2 separate regions of the Homo sapiens genome follow, and region 1 is linked to region 2. A link is a loop called in an ENCODE intact Hi-C map of the cell type or tissue named here. Cell type or tissue: sigmoid colon. All regions are shown on one strand.

Region 1 (8,000 bases), 670 kb before region 2:
AAAACTTTGAGGCAAAAAGCCTTCACTTCTCCTTCACCAGAGGTATATGGAATATTTGCTATATGCAAGACTGCTAGGCACTTGGGAGAAGTACGGGTCAGTGGAATATTGAAAAGAAATATGGAACTAAGCCCCTACCAGCAACACACACAAATGAGCAAAAATTAAGTAACAAGTAATAGCAAAAAGGTTGAACAAGCCAAGACAGCAAGCAGTCAAGGAGGGTGTGGAGAATGTCAGACAAGGGTCACTGGCAGGACGACAAGAGGTTAGGGAAGGGAAAGGTCATGGAAGCTGGGTGAAAGTGGAGTAGGGAAAGAGCCAGATGGACCGGATCAGCCACTTACTAACTGGGTGACTCTCATTTACAGACATTTACAGAGCATAAACCATATGCTAGGCCGGGTGTGGTGGCTCACACCTGTAATCCCAGCACTTTGGGAGGCCGAGGTGGGCGGATTGCTTGAGCTCAGGAGTTTGAGACCAGCCTGTGCAACATGGCGAAACCCCGTCTCTACAAAAAATACAAAAGTTAGCTGGGCATGGTTGTGTGCACCTGTAGTCTCAGCTACTTGGGAGGCTAAGGTGGGAGCATCACTTGAGCCCAGGAGGTCTAGGCTGCAATGAGCCAGGTTTGTGACACTGGACTCCAGCCTGGGCAACAGAGTGAGATCTTGTCTCAAAAAACAAAACAAAACAAAAAATCCCAAAAAACAGAAAACCCTAAACAAAAAAACAAACAAAAACCCACATGCCACGCACTGTTCTAGGTACTGGGGATATAATGGTGCTCAAAAGAAATCATTTTTCTAACCTTACAACCTGGTGAGAGGAGAAAGATTTTTAAAAATTAAAACAAGAAGCCAGGCACGGTGGCTCACGCCTGTAATCCCAGCACTTTGGGAGGCTGAGGCGGGTGGATCATCTGAGGTCAGGAGTTCGAGTCTAGCCTGGCCAACATGGCGAAACCCCATCTCTACTAAAAATATAAAAGTTAGCTGGGCGTGGTGGGGGGTGCCTATAATCCCAGCTACTTGGGAGGCTGAGGTATGAGAATCGCTTGAGCCTGGGGGGATGGAGGTTGCAGTGAGCCGAGATCAAGCCACATCACTCCAGTCTGGGTGGAAGAACGAAACTCCACCTCAAAAAAAAAAAAACAAAAACAAAAAAACAAATTAAAACAAGAGAATAGGATAACTTTAGATAGTGATAACTTCTGTGAAAAATAAAAGAAGATAAGATGATTAAGAGTGCCAGGGGCTACTTTAGATGGGGCCTGAAGTTAAAAAGTCAATGAAGACCTTTCAGGGTGTCATGAGAGGAGGCATGAGTAATAAGAATAAACTGGTCATGAGAAAGTCTGGGGGAAGAGCATTTTAGGTGGAGGGAATAGCAAAGCAAAAGGCTTTGCAAGGGGTAGGAACAAACTTGGGCATGTTGAGGGAAGGAAAGGCGGTTAGTATAGTGGGAGCATAAAGAACAGAAGGAAATGTGATAGATAAGATTGGAATGGTAGGCCAGGTAATGGACAAAGTTACTTAGTCCCTCTGAAATTCAATTTCCCAATCTGTAAAATGAAGGCAATAATAACATTTACTTCATCTAATTGATTTGAGGATTCAATAAGATCGGCATGAAACATGTGAAAGGAAAGGCAAGGCCTGGGCAGACCTGGATGCTAGATGCTAGAGGGATCTAGGGCATCTGGGCATCCTGGGGCATCTGGGAGGTTGGCAGAGGTAAACTTTGATAACTCTCTGCTTCTTTCTACCAGTTCATTCCAATGCCTGTGCTCTATGGCATCTTCCTGTATATGGGGGTGGCAGCGCTCAGCAGCATTCAGGTGAGCCCATTAAAATCACCTAACAAAAGAAAAAAGAAGAATAAAAAGACAAACAAAAAAGAACAAAATTACCTAGCAACCCTACTCCTTTTTTCTTTTCTGCTGGCATCTCCTGCTTACACTTGCCAATTTCCCTCTTACTCTCTTTTTCCTGTCTCTCCTGGACTCAGGGACTCGGCTGCCATGCTCTCTGCCTGCTCCCAGTGCTGGGCTATGATAGCTATCAGTGACACCCTCCTATCAGGCTACCTGAGTGCCCTGCTTTCCTCTTCCTCTTGTTCCCCTAGTTCACTAATAGGGTGAAGCTGTTGTTGATGCCAGCAAAACACCAGCCAGACCTGCTACTCTTGCGGCATGTGCCTCTGACCAGGGTCCACCTCTTCACAGCCATCCAGCTTGCCTGTCTGGGGCTGCTTTGGATAATCAAGTCTACCCCTGCAGCCATCATCTTCCCCCTCATGGTAAGCTGAGGCAGGGTTGGGCTGTGTCCTGGAGGGTCTTGGGAGACTCTGAGCCTGGAAGGGTGGCCAAGGCCTCCACGAGAGGAAGAATCTCCCCTCTCACTCGCTGTGGCTCTCCCTGGTTGGGAATCCTAAGACAAAGAAAAAGATGGCAGGATGATACCTATGTATGGGCTAGTCCTGGGATACCTGATTCACCTCTTTTCCCAACCTCTTTGGAGTGATCAGCCACAGGTAAGAATATAAAACCCAGAAGAAATCTGAGGTCTTGGTAGAGGAAATGGTGACACTTTTATTACTCAGTGAGGTGATAACATAGGTGGCTTCTGGCCTTGTTCTTATTGAGGAAGTTAAGAGTCACAGGCTTTGCAGTAGAATCAATCTGCTTATATATCCCAGATGTGTGACCTCTGGGAAGTAACTAATCACTTGGGGTCTCAGTTTCCTTCCCTGTACAATGGGAATAATTTATTCTATCTACCTCATAGGAATGTGCTAGCATTCAGTGAAACTGATATACAATGCCTAGCACATAGGAAGTGCTCAATAAGTGTTACTATTGTTAATGTTCCTACTACTGTTGCTGACAGGCCTGGGCCATGTTTCTATTCCTGCAGTTGCTGGGCCTTGTGGGGGTCCGAAAGGCCCTGGAGAGGGTCTTCTCACCACAGGAACTCCTCTGGCTGGATGAGCTGATGCCAGAGGAGGAGAGAAGCATCCCTGAGAAGGGGCTGGAGCCAGAACACTCATTCAGTGGAAGTGACAGTGAAGATGTGAGCTCCAGGCTGGGTCCTCTCAGGAGAATGTGTCAGGGTTTGGGAGAGCGTTCTTGTCCAGGAGCTGTCCCTAAATAATATCTCCAGTAAGCCCGCAGATCTGATCAACAGTCACTTCCCTTATCTGTGTATGGACATAGGCAGACTGAAGGGGTGAAGGAAATCTTTCTTCATAGGACAGGGGCCCTCGATGTGGGTGGAAAGGGCTGAGGCTTCAGCTCAAGTGGGCTGTCTTTCTCAACTCTGATCTTTGTTTTGTCTCACTGTGGGTTTACCTCTATGTTGTCTTTCACTATCTGTCTTTCTATCTATTCTCAATCCATCTTGGGATCTGTCTTCCACAGTCAGAGCTGATGTATCAGCCAAAGGCTCCAGAAATCAACATTTCTGTGAATTAGCTGGAGTAGGAGTCTGGGAGTGGAGACCCCAGGAAACAGCATGAGGTGAGGGTGTGAGGGAAGTGCTCCTGATGTTGAGGATGGGAGGTGCGGGTTCAGACCTTGGAACTCTCCAGTGTGTTGGCCAGCCCTGTTTTCTCCTTACTCCAGTCCCTTAGGAATCCTAGATTGGGGGTGCTGGGGTGTAGAAGGGTCTCTTCCTAGCGAAGAGTAACTGGCAAGGGTGCCTGGGCTTGGCTCCCTGTGGTTCTGAAGTTTGGTCAGTAGAGGGAGCTCAAACTCACACCAAATGAGAAGTGGAAATGGGTGTTGTGGGGGGCGGTGCCCTGGCAAAAGAATGGGAAAGAGTGGGAAGGAAGAGGAAGGGAGGAGAAAGCCTGGTGCTCCTTTCCCTTGCTTGGAAGGCTCCCCCCTTAGGCTGCTGAGAACCACACTCCAGACTTGTGGAGGAAATCTCTATCACTTGTCCTCTCTGCCATTCCTTCATTTTATTCATCCATATATCAAGCATTTTCTGAGTACCTATCATGCAGTATCTTGGTACTAGAGATACAGTAGTGAGTAAGACAGTCATGGTCCCTGACCTCAGGAAACTTAAATCCCAGTGGGAGAGTAGACAAATAAACAGACAATTGTTAGAGTGGGATAGTGCTGATAAGGGAATAACAGGGGCCATGGGAGCAGGGCTTCTGACCTCTTCTTGGAGAATAGTAAGGTGGAGTGGTGAGAGTTGGTGAAGGTGGGGTGGTGGTGGTTGGGTGGTGGGTGTTCCATTTCTAAGAGGAAATGGTCCATAATTTGAAATCCAAATAATGAATAGAAGCTAGCCAGGTAGCTGGGCACAGCAGCACACAATTGTAGTGCCAGCTACTAGGGAGGCTGAGGCAAGAGGATTCTTTGAGCCCAGGACTTCAAGCTGTAGTGTGCAATAATCACGACTGTGAATAGCCAGTGCACTCCAGCCTGGGCAACATAGTGAGATCCTGTCTCTAAAAAAATTTTTTTTAAAAGGAGCAAGCCAGGACAAGATGGAGGGAAAATATTCTAAGGAAGGCCACAGCATGTACAAAAGCCTACAACTGGTTGCCTTTAAAAAGCTGAGCTCTCTTTTGGGGCTGGGTACAGTGGTTTACACCTGTAATCCCAGCACTTTGGGAGGCAGAGGTGGGTGGATCACTTGAGTTCAGGAGTTTGAGACCAGCCTGGCCAACATAGTGAAACTCTGTCTCTACTAAAAAATAATAAAATTAGCCGGGTGTGGTGGTGCATGCCTGTAAGAGGCTGAGGCAGGAGAATCACTTGAACCTGGGAGGTGGAGGTTCGGAAGTTGCAGTGAGCCGAGATTGTGCCACTGCACTCCAGCCTGGGCGACGGAGCGAGACTCCGTCTCAAAAAAAAAATCAAAAACAAAAATCTCTCTTTTAGGCCATAGAACACCCTCATCTTCATGCTTCTCCAAGCTCAAGAGCCTAAGAGCCAGGCCAGGCACGGTGGCTCACGCCTGTAATCCCAGCACTTTGGGAGGCCGAGGCGGGTGGATTACTTGAGGTCAGGAGTTTGAGATCAGCCTGGCCAACATGGTGAAACCCTGTCTCTACTAAAAATACAAAAATTAGCTGGGTGTGGTGGCAGACACCTGTAATCCCAGCTACTGGAGAGGAGAATTGCCTGAACCCGGGAGGCGGAGGTTGCAGTGAGCCGAGATTGCACCATTGCACTCCAGCCTGGGCGACAAGAGCAAAACTCCCTCTCAAAAAAAAAAAAAAAAAAAAAAAAAGCACCTAAGGGCCTCTGACACTTGCAATGGGAAATTTGGGGGACTGGAGACTGGAGAGAGAAAGGGGAATTCACTGGCTGGCCCCGAACAAGATCTTCTGGGCGCTCCTTATCTCTTATCACTCTTTTTGCTCTGTTCTTTGCAGTAGTATGTCCCCTGAGCACTTGCTTTGGCCTCACCATGTCTTCTATTAGTTCACAGGTGCTTACTCAGGAAGTCAGGACATTTTTGGCCTTTGGCTTAACTTCCAGATGCTCAGTCGGCTTGGGGAAGGACTGAAGGGCAGCTGCCAAGACCTCAGTTACCTCCTGACCTGAGGGTGGAGAGTGGCAGGAAGCAAGCATGTTTGCTGTGCACTTAGGAAAGGCTGGTGAGCCAGAGGGACTGATCAGGCCCCATTCACTCTCTACTCATTAAAAGGTCCTGAGCCACGAAGCGCTTCCCATTTTGAACTTTCTGTCCTCACAGATTCTGTTTGACAGAATCTAAGGGCCATCAGGGAACTCTTTTCATCTTGCAAAGAGAAAAAGCCAGTCTTTCCAGAATAAATATTCATCTGTTTGAAATAGTTTTTTACACATATAAAAATAATTTTTGGCTGGGTGTGGTGGCACATGCCTGTAGTCCTAGCACTTTGGGAGGCTGAGGTGGGTCCAGAGTAGCCTGAACAACAGAGTGAAACCTTGTTTCCACACACACACACACACACACACACACACACACACAAAAAAAAAAAAACCAAAAAAAAATTAGCTAGGTGTGGTGGTGCATGCCTGTGGTCCCAGCTACTCAGGAAGCTGAGGCAGGAGGATCGATTGCTTGAGCCTGGAGGATCACTTGAGTCTGAGAGGTCGAGGCTACAGTGAGCCATGATCATGCCACTGCACTCCAGACACAGGAACAGAGCGAGAACCTGTCTCAAATTTTTTTTTAAAAAAAGAAGCAAAAAAAGCCGGGTGTAGTGGCTCACGCCTGTAATCCCAGCACTTTGGGAGGCCGAGGTGGTTGGATCATGAGATCAGGAGTTCGAGACCAGCCTGACCAACACGGTGAAACCCCATCTCTACTAAAAATACAAAAATTAGCCAGGCGTGGTGGCACGCACTTGTAATCCCAGCTACTGAGGAGGCTGAGGCAGAAGAATCACTTGAACCAGGGAGGCGGAGGTTGCAGTGAGCCAAGATTGTGCCATTGCATTCCAGCCTGGGCAGCAGAGTGAGACTTTGTCTCAAAAAAAAAAAAAAAAAAAAAAAAAAAAAAAAAAGAAGAAGCAAGAAAAAAAATCTTGGGCTGGGCATGGTGGCTCACGCCTGTAATCCTAGCACTGTGGGAGGCCGAGGTGGGTGGATCACTTGAGGTCAGGAGTTTGAGACCAGTCTGGCCAACATGGCAAAACCTCGTCTCTACTAAAAATGTAAAAATTAGCCTGGCATGGTGGCATGTGCCTGTAATCCCAGCTACTTGGGAGGCTGAGGCAGGAGAATCGCTTGAACCAGAAGACAGAGGCTGCAGTGAGCCAAGATCACACCACTGCACTCTAGCCTGGGCAACAGAGCAAGACTGTGTCTCAAAAACAAACAAGCAAACGAACAAAAAACATGTTGATGCATGTAGTTGTAGTTTGTTTTCATTGCTAGGTAGCACTCCATTGTATAACTCTACCACAATTCAATTATCCAGTTTTCTATTGACTCACAGAATTCACTGGTGAAGCCACTGGGGCCTGGAGGTTGCTTTGCGGAAAGTTTAAGTTGATTCAAATTCTTTAATTTTCAGGTTCTTTATTTCTTCTTCAGCCATTTTTGGTGAATTGTATTTTTCTGGGAATCTATTGATTTTATCTAATTTTTCATATTTATTGACATAAAGTTATTATAACTCTTACCTGCTTAATATCTGTAGCACATTTAGTTATGGTTTTCTTATTTCTCTTTGTTTTTGATTCTTGGTTACTCTTGCAAGTTAAGCTATTTTATTAGTCTTTTTAAATTAACTTTTGGCTTTGTTGATCTTCTCTACTGAATGTTTCTCTACTTCATTAATTTCTGCTCTTTATTTTCTTCTTTCTGTTTTCTTTATGTTTATTGCTGTTTTTTAATTTCTTATCTCCTTTTTTTCAGCCTTATTTGTTTCCTAATGTAAACACTACTGCTATGAATTTCCTCCTAAGTACTACTTGTATCTTACAGGTTTTGATATATAATCTTCTCATTACCATTTATTTCTTCTAAGTATTTTCTAATTTCTACTGATTTCTCCTTTGATCCACAAGTTGTTGAAAAGTGCATTTAAAAATTTTCCAAACTTTTTTTTCCTTTATCTTTTTGTAACTGATTTCTAACTTAATTTCATTTAGATACTTATGAGGAGGCCAGGAGCAGTGGCTCATGCCTGTAATCCCAGCACTTTGGGAGGCTGAGGCAGGTGGATCACGAGGTCAGGAGTTCGAAACCATCCTGGCTAACACGGTGAAACCTCGTCTCTACTAAAAATACAAAAAATTAGCCGGGCGTGGTGATGGGCGACTGTAGTCCCAGCTACTTGGAAGGCTGAGGCAGGAGAATAGCGTGAACCCAGGAGATGGAGCCTGCAGTGAGCCGAGATCATGCCACTGCACTCCAGGCTGGGGGACAGAGCAAGACTCCATCACACACACACACACACACACACACACACACACACACACACACACACCTATCAGTTAGATACTTATGAGGCTAACTTTATGGCCTGGAATGTTGTTAA
Region 2 (8,000 bases):
TGTGAATATATTACATAGCAAGGGGAAATTAACATTGTGACAATTTGTCACGGCAGCAAATAGAAAAATAACCCAGAGATTTTAGATGGGAGTCAAGGAAAGCTTCTTTAAAGAGACGTCATTAATCTGAGTTGACATATTAGAAGGAACATGTCATGCAAAGAGCTGGTGATAACCCACTCCAGGTAAAGAAAACAGCAAGCTCAAGGACCCCAAGACTGAAAAGAGATTGATTAATGTTCTAGGAACTGTTGGAAGGTCAGGGCAATTGAAGTGTGGTAATTGAGGGAGGAAGTGGTTAATAAGATTGGAAATTTAGATAGGATTTGTTTATGCAGGGCCTTGTAGGCCATATTAAGGAATCTAGATTTTACTCTCAATGCAATGGGAAGACATTGAATTGTTTTAAGCATGGGTGCAACATAATCTGTCTTATGTCTTTTAAACAAACTATCACATGTACTCCATAAATACATACAATTTGCATCAGTAAAATTTTTTAGTATATTTTTATTGCAATATACCATACTTAATATGCACAAATCATAGTGTGCAGTTTAATAGATTTTTGCAGTGAATACACTCATGTCAAGAAATAGAATATTACCAAATCCTGAAGTCTCCCTCATTCCCCATTCCAGTCTTTATCTCCATCGAGGCAACCACTATCCTCACTTTAATCATCTTAGGGTAGTTTATACAATTATTGAGCTTTAAATTAATAGAATCATAGAAAAATTTGTTTCTGATTTTTTTCCTGCTAAACATTGCATTATGTCTGTGAGGCTGATACATATTGTTGCATGTAGTAGTTTTTAAAAAATTGTCATTGCTGTGTATGTTACTGTATATGGCAACAACAACATCTTTATCCATTTGGATTGCTTCCAGGTTTGAGCTATGATGAACATTCTTGTCTATGTCTTTTTGTACATACACGTAGGCATTTCTGTTGGATGTATACCTAAGAGTGCATATCTACGGGTATGTTTTATTGAACTTTAGTAAATTGCTGCCAGCTTTTCAGAGTGATTGTAACAATTTACACTCCACCAGTACTGTGTGATAGTTGGAGTTGCTTCATCCTTTCCAAGGCTTGAAAATGTCAGCTTTTATTATTTATTTATTTAGCCATGCTCTTGGATGGATACAGGCTTTTAGTTGTGGCTTAAATTTCCATTTCTTTAACAGTTAAGGATGTTGTAAACCTTTTCATATGCTTATTGGCTATTTGGATATTCTCTTTCATTAAGTGCCTGCTCACTGACTTAGTACTTAGGTTTTAAAAAGATAATTCTTGTTTCTATGGGGAGATTATATTAGCCAATACTACTAGGCACTTGTTTGGATCTTGAAACAACATGAATAAATTTTGGGTGTATGCACTGGAAATTTACAAGTGCTCTTTTACAGGGGAAATGCTACAGAAACACAGGTGTGCTGCAAAACACCATGACAGTGCAATTTATCTGTAAAATTGGCCATGAAACTGTGAGTCAAATCATGCATTCTGAAAAGTGTTGATCTATCTTAAGATATCTTACTGTTGTCCTCTCCAATACCAACTCCAAGGGAATATAATACTATCTTATGAATTGAATTTATTAATAAAATGGTGTCCTTTAAACACAAGCACTACAGAAATTTAATGACTGAAGGAGAGAAAATGCAATACTGCATAAAATTTAGTTTAGTGCCTCCAGAAAAAATTAATTTTACTAGTTTGAAACCGAGTTAGACGAATTCTGAGACATAAATATGTGAAGGAGAAAGGACATGCTGAATTAATGGGAGTTCTGGCTGCCTGCCAGGGGGATTCTACAAAGTCTTACAATACAAAGTAAATCATCCCTCTGGAGCAAGTGGTATGCCCCTCCAGAATGAGGAGGGCTCCGCCCAACAATAAATTAACTTTGTACAGCATGCTTTATTGCTCTGCAATGCATTCTGGCAGGCTTGCTTTCATTGTCTCTTCCCTTGGGCTGGCTTGCTTTGCTTGTCTTTTAAAGATGACTCAGCCAAACTTTTAGTCTTTGCCCTCATCTTCTCCCTTTCCCTACTCCTCATCCTCCAATTTTTCTTCCCAGAAAGGCAAAGCCAGAGCAGAGCCCCTCCCTTTTGGTTATTGTTCCAGCTCACTGAGTATTGGCCCTGAGACGTAAACGGTTTCTTTCCTCTTTTCCAACTTCATGGTTTACATTCATTTTATTAGGCTACCTCTGGCCCTCTCAGTTCTCTGAAGCTAGTGATCCTAAATATCTATGGCGTCTGGGCATGGGGGTGCTTTTCATCCCCGCTTCCTACTGCAACAACCCCTGCAATCCCCTCTGCAGCCCCAAGCAAGGAGATCCGTGTCGTCAGGAGTGCGGTGCAGCCACACATCCAAGGCTGACAGGGCGGGCACTCTGCCAAGTCCTGCGCGCTGCTCGCCTTCCACAACACCTTCCTCAGCTTCGTCTGTATTTGAAGAGCTTAGTAAATTAATTTCCCAGGGGCAGAGAAGGGAGGAAGAGGGAGTGTCTGAGGGCTGAAAAATGCAGTCGACTCGCCCTCTGCTGGTTAAAGATCCGAATTTGTCGCCGCCAAAACAACGGGGAATGAGAAAGCAATCCATATGGTACGGAAAAATTACAACAAAAACTCGGCTTAATTTAACCCACCTGTGAACCTTAACTGCCTACTGTTCCTCTTTAGCGCTGCTTACTTCCCCAGCACTGAGATTTAATTAGATTGATTCTAAACGCTAGCCCCTGAACTCATTTTCATTTGCCCCTGGTTTCTGCCGTTCTAAAACGCAAATAATCCCCACCCACAAGTTCTCTTCTTGTCTAATTAGTCGCTAAGCAACTGAAGATAACAACTAAACCATTACTTCTAGAACACACTCGTGTTTCACTCCAGTGTCTTTGCCTTAAATAGTAATTTCAAGCGAACAACAACAACAAAAAAATCAGCTGCTGTTTGTGTTTCCGAGATTAATTAATTGGAAATCGAGAAAAAGCAAATGTAGTCCGTCCCAGTGCTGGTGTCTTAGGAAAGCTGACAGGCAGCTTTGTGCAAGCCGAGGTATTGGCCGCCATAACGCACACTGACTTTTGTACCGCCTTTGCTGTCTTACGCATTTTGTCGGAATAAACCAACACACGGAGGTTGGGTAATCTAGCCCCTTTACCCTGTACAGCAAGACAGCATTTACGAGTCACTGAGATTCTGGAGAGTAGAGAGAGAAAAACAACCACAGGATTTTGCAATATGGTGTATTATTTAATATCAGTCTGTTCCTCCTCCAGGCTAAAAATCCCAAAACAAGGGGTTCCTACCCCCCTCCACCTCTGGCATTGTAAATTAGCCAGTCACGCGACCCTTGGAACCAGTTGGGATTGGCCATTTCCTTTGTGTGGTGAAAATCTCTGCAGCGAGTCATGGGACCGAACTGGGCGGTGTCGCTGTCCGTGGCCATGGTGCTGAACTCTGGGCGTGGCCAGAGAGATTTCCTTTACATGACAGCTTCCGGTAGGGCGGGGTCGGGGTCGCGTTCCGAAAAGTGGATCCACCTGCCACCTGGTGGCAGATGAGGAAAATGCTATTGATAAAGTGTAAAGGGTTCTTTGGATTAAGACTTAAAACTTAAAAGACACAAATTGAAGATTTGGGGCGTCAGGAAGTGGTTTTTTTGAGAGATCTGCCTATTTTTAAAGAGAAATGGAAAAATTTAGAATTTTCAGAGTGATCTCTCGCTTCTACTCAAAATAATTTACGAATATGTTTAAATTTCTCCAAGCATTTTTTCCAACACATCTTGTAATCAAATAGGTATTTTTAAAGTATCTGTATATATAGGTATTTAGAAATATTTACTAAAACTTCCACAGGGTATATTTTACTGAAAGAAATACTAAGGAAGCACTATGTTGTTAGCCAAAAATATTCCAGGAAGCTTAGCCGAGAGTGCTACTCTGATCTCAGTTTCTGGAAGATGAAAAGTGTGACTATATTTAGGAATTGGTAAGAGGTGGTGGGAATTCTAGGATGAAAACTCTTGTTTTTTATTTTTTCCAAGCCTAATACATAAACTATCAGAGTGCTAAAAATACAGAAAATTTATGGTATGTTTATTACTTTTAGTCTGTGTATATTATTTACACTATTTTACACAGTGATGATTAAGTTACTGTGAATTACATACATCCAGCTTCAGAGGAGGAAACCTTAAGTTGCTTTGTAAGTACAGATCTTGATAAATAGCAAGAAAAAATAGGGGAAATACCTTGTTCAAGTGTTGTTTCAGAGTCTTACTGTATGTTCAGGTGTATGGGTTACAGTGTAAAATCAATTCTAGCAAGTTGAGAGTGAAATAAAATTCTTTCCCAAGCAAACAATCTTACCACTCTCAGAAAAAAGACCCATCCCAGGGCACATTTGGTTTTATAAGTCAACCAGCCCAGTTAGTATTTCCTTTTCTTATAGCTATTTTCTCATTTACTCTTCTATGGGTCTTAACATAGAATAAAAATATAATAGCATAGTTACTTAACATAAAAGTTACCATTTCTGTTTTAAGGTTTAAAACAAAATTTTGTTGAATAGATATTAATTTCAATAAAAATGTAGGTACTGATTTTGGTGTTAACTGAATTTTCTATAAAAAGGAGAAATTGATAAGTGCTTATCAAGGGAAAGAATTATCACTCTAATATAGTCTCTATTTGATTAAATTGAGACGTTTCCAAACACTTGTCAGATTTCCTGGAAAGACATCCATAGCCTGTTCTACCAATATGAAAAAAAGCATGAATAGTAAGAAGATGAAAGACATCTGTTTTAAACAAGAGTGTACTACAAATCCAGTCTATAAGTGGTATTGGTTTATATTATGGCTTCTTGTGTTACTGTGGGAGAAGGAAACTTTATACGCACATGCACAGGTTGAGCAATAAGAGGCATTCTCATTTAAAGCAACAGATGGGAGATCAAGAGCAGCTGCAATAAACTGAGCTGCCTAAAAAGGACTTCTATCCACCAAAGCATCCTGTTTCTGCTAATATGAATAAGAAACCTTAAAAGCATGAAAAGACACAATGGAAGAATAAAATTTTAAAATAGTACTAAAGTTTACAACTGCAGGTGTGACCTCAATGTTTCAAAATACACCTACTCCTAAAAATAGACTTTTTTTTTCAGGCTTAAAAGGTATATATGAATGAAAATTAGAGGTGACCCCAAATATTAACCTGCCTGTTAAAATTACTATTACAATAAATATTATCAATATTAAAATTTTAAAACTACCTGAACTTTGGGTACAATAGTAGAAGCAACAAATCAGAAGAGATGCTCCAATATTTTAGTTAAGGTATTTTTTTTCTAAAAGAAGTTGAAAATAGTGAAAAAATTATCATCAGAACAATTTCAGAAACATTTAAACCTATGACTTAAAGATGAATAAAAATAAACAATACATTTTACATTAATGTTAGAATCAATTTTGATCTAAACTAATTTTATAAGCAGAAAATGTAGAGTCTTAAAGGAAAGAACATTGGGTAAAAAGAATTTGTTATTCAATATGCGACTAAGTACATTTCTCTTGCCTCCCTGAGTGGATTTTCAAAAAAGTTAATTAGCACTTAGGTAATAGTGTAATAATTCCAAAATTCTTTAATGTATATCTTGAGATTTATTTTGATGGGTAAATATATTGATGCTGTTGTGAACTAAGGCTTCTCACTTTGGGACAAGGAAAATACAAAATATGAAGTAGGGGAGGAAAATAAAGATATCTGTATTAATGTATTGAAAGTGTAAGTCTCATGATCCCATATAGATATACGTATGCACATACACTTATACTATATATATATATACAAATATGTATTTATTCAAGGCAAGGATCATTCATGGATGTTGGAAATCAATGGTTAATAAAATTGTTTTGGGAATAGCATATCCTCGTAGTTTCAAATCTCTCCACAGATCACTAATTAATTATAAAAAGAATTAAAAGGTACCTATCCAACTGAAAAATTTGATGGACACCATTTTATAACCAAATTGCCAAACTTAATATCACCAGTGATGGAATAAAATGACATCATATGCCCTCTGATGTGATACATTGAGAAGAACACAATATCACTTATGTGGTATTTTTGCAAAAATATTTAACCTCAATCTAACCAAGGGTAAACACAACAAAAAATTCCAAATTGAGGGATATACTGTAAAACAACTCTTTAAAAACATCAGTGTCGATCATTAGAGAAATGCAAATTAAAACCACAATGAGATACCCTCTCAAACCAGTCAGAATGGCTATTATTAAAAAGTAAAAAAATAACAGATGCTGATGAAGTGTCAGAGAAAAGGGAGCACTTATACACTGTTGGTAGGAGTGTAAATTAGTTCAACCATTGTGGAAAGCAATGTGGTGATTCCTCAAAGAGCTAAAATCAGAACTACCATTTGACCCAGCAATCCCATTAGTGGCTATATACCCAAAGAAATATACATCATTTTACCATACAGACACATGCACACAAATGTTCATTGCAGCACTATTCACAATAGCAAAGGCATGGAATCAACCTAAATGCCCATCAATAACAGATTGAATAAAGAAAATGTGGTACATATACACCATGGACTACTATGCAGCTATAAAGAAGAACCAGATCATGTCTTTTATGGCAACATGGATGGAGCTGGATGCTATTATCTCTAGCAAACTAATGTAGGAACAGAAAACCAAATACTGCATGTTCTCATGTATAAGTGGGAGCTAAATGATGAGAACTCATGGACCTAAAGAGGGAGAATAGAGACTGGAGCCTACTTGAGGGTAGAGGGTGGGAAGAGAGAGAGGATGAGAGAAAATAACTATTGGGTACCAGGCTTAGTACCTGAATGATGAAATAATCTGTACAACAAACCCCTATGACATGAGTTTACCCGTATAATAAAACGGCACATGTACCCCTGAACCTACAATAAAAGTTTTTTTAATAAATAACTAACTAAATAAAAACAGCGGTGTCATGAAAAAGAAGTTAGTGTCATTAAAAAACAGCATCATAAAAATGTTTTCCCTGTTTCAGTTTAAAGTAAACTAGAGAAACATAACAACTAAAATCAATGTGCAATCCTTGATTGTATCCTACATTAAAAAAAAAAAACCAGCACAAAGAACATACTTGGAACAACTGGGGAAATTAGAATATGAAGTATGTATTAGATAATAGCACTGTATTCATGTTAAACTTCCTGAGTGTGATAATTTGTATTGAGGTTATGAAGGATACTGTCCCTGTTTGTAAGAGGTACCTGTTGAGATATTTAGGAATGATATCATAATGTCTACAGCTAACTATGCCAAAATAAAATGTTTACATATTACATAGGTTAGCTATTGTCATAGAATGTAGTGCAACAAAATACTTCAAAAATTAGTAGCTCAAAGCAACATTGATTCCCATTGATGCATCTTGGGGTCAGAAGATTTAGGCTGAGATCAGCCATGCTCCGCTTCAATATGTAGGTTGTGTCCAGTGCTGTTCCACGTGTCTTTCATCACTCTTTTATCAATAGACTATCCAGAGAATGTTCTTATGAAAGTAGCAGAAGAGCAAAAGGACAAGCCCAATTATGCAAGCACAACTTGCTTCACTCTGTGTATTAGTTTCCTTAGGGCTTCCACAAGAAATGACTACAAATTGAGCAGCTTAAAACAGTGGAATTTTATTCTCCTGCAGTTGTGGAGGCTAGACGTCCAAAATCAAGAAGTCAGCAGGGTTCCACTCCCCCTGAAGGCATAGAGGAAGATCCTTCCTTGACTCTACCAAGTTTCTGGTGGTTGTGGACAATCCTTGTAGCAGCATCAGTCCAACCTCTGTCTCTGTCATCATGTTGCCTTCTTCCCTATGTGTGTCCATGAGTCTCCAAAATCTCTCTCCTTATAAGGACATCAGTCACTGGATTTGGGGCCCACCCTAATCAAGTTTGAC

What was found. Peaks named below come from ENCODE experiments on the same cell type or tissue, not always from the same donor. Only the 100,000 strongest peaks of a DNase experiment are listed, where the experiment ranks them.
Region 1: a loop joins it to region 2, with 14 times the contacts of the local background. A loop is called at or near these places in 16 of 110 quality-filtered maps.

The regions. Positions count from the first base shown.
Region 1 is chr5:140,369,321-140,377,320 of GRCh38, forward strand. SLC4A9 (solute carrier family 4 member 9) reads left to right here. Exons shown (of 22, transcript NM_031467.3): 18 at 1,775-1,843; 19 at 2,131-2,304; 20 at 2,922-3,077; 21 at 3,425-3,523; 22 at 5,507-5,821. The coding sequence ends at 3,478. It overlaps ANKHD1-DT (ANKHD1 divergent transcript), which reads right to left. Exons shown (of 2, transcript NR_186045.1): 2 at 1,576-1,862. Among named protein-coding and RNA genes, the nearest start is that of SLC4A9, 13 kb to the left of the region's middle. In sigmoid colon, CTCF peaks have their summits at 3,739 (motif pointing right) and 3,938; a DNase peak (open chromatin) is centred at 3,781; H3K27ac peaks cover 836 bases.
Region 2 is chr5:141,037,816-141,045,815 of GRCh38, forward strand. No RefSeq gene overlaps it. Among named protein-coding and RNA genes, the nearest start is that of PCDHB1, 9.6 kb to the right of the region's middle. RefSeq lists enhancers at 2,671-3,605, 2,801-4,204. In sigmoid colon, a CTCF peak has its summit at 3,585 (motif pointing left); DNase peaks (open chromatin) are centred at 3,086 and 3,466; H3K4me3 peaks cover 1,340 bases; H3K27me3 peaks cover 760 bases.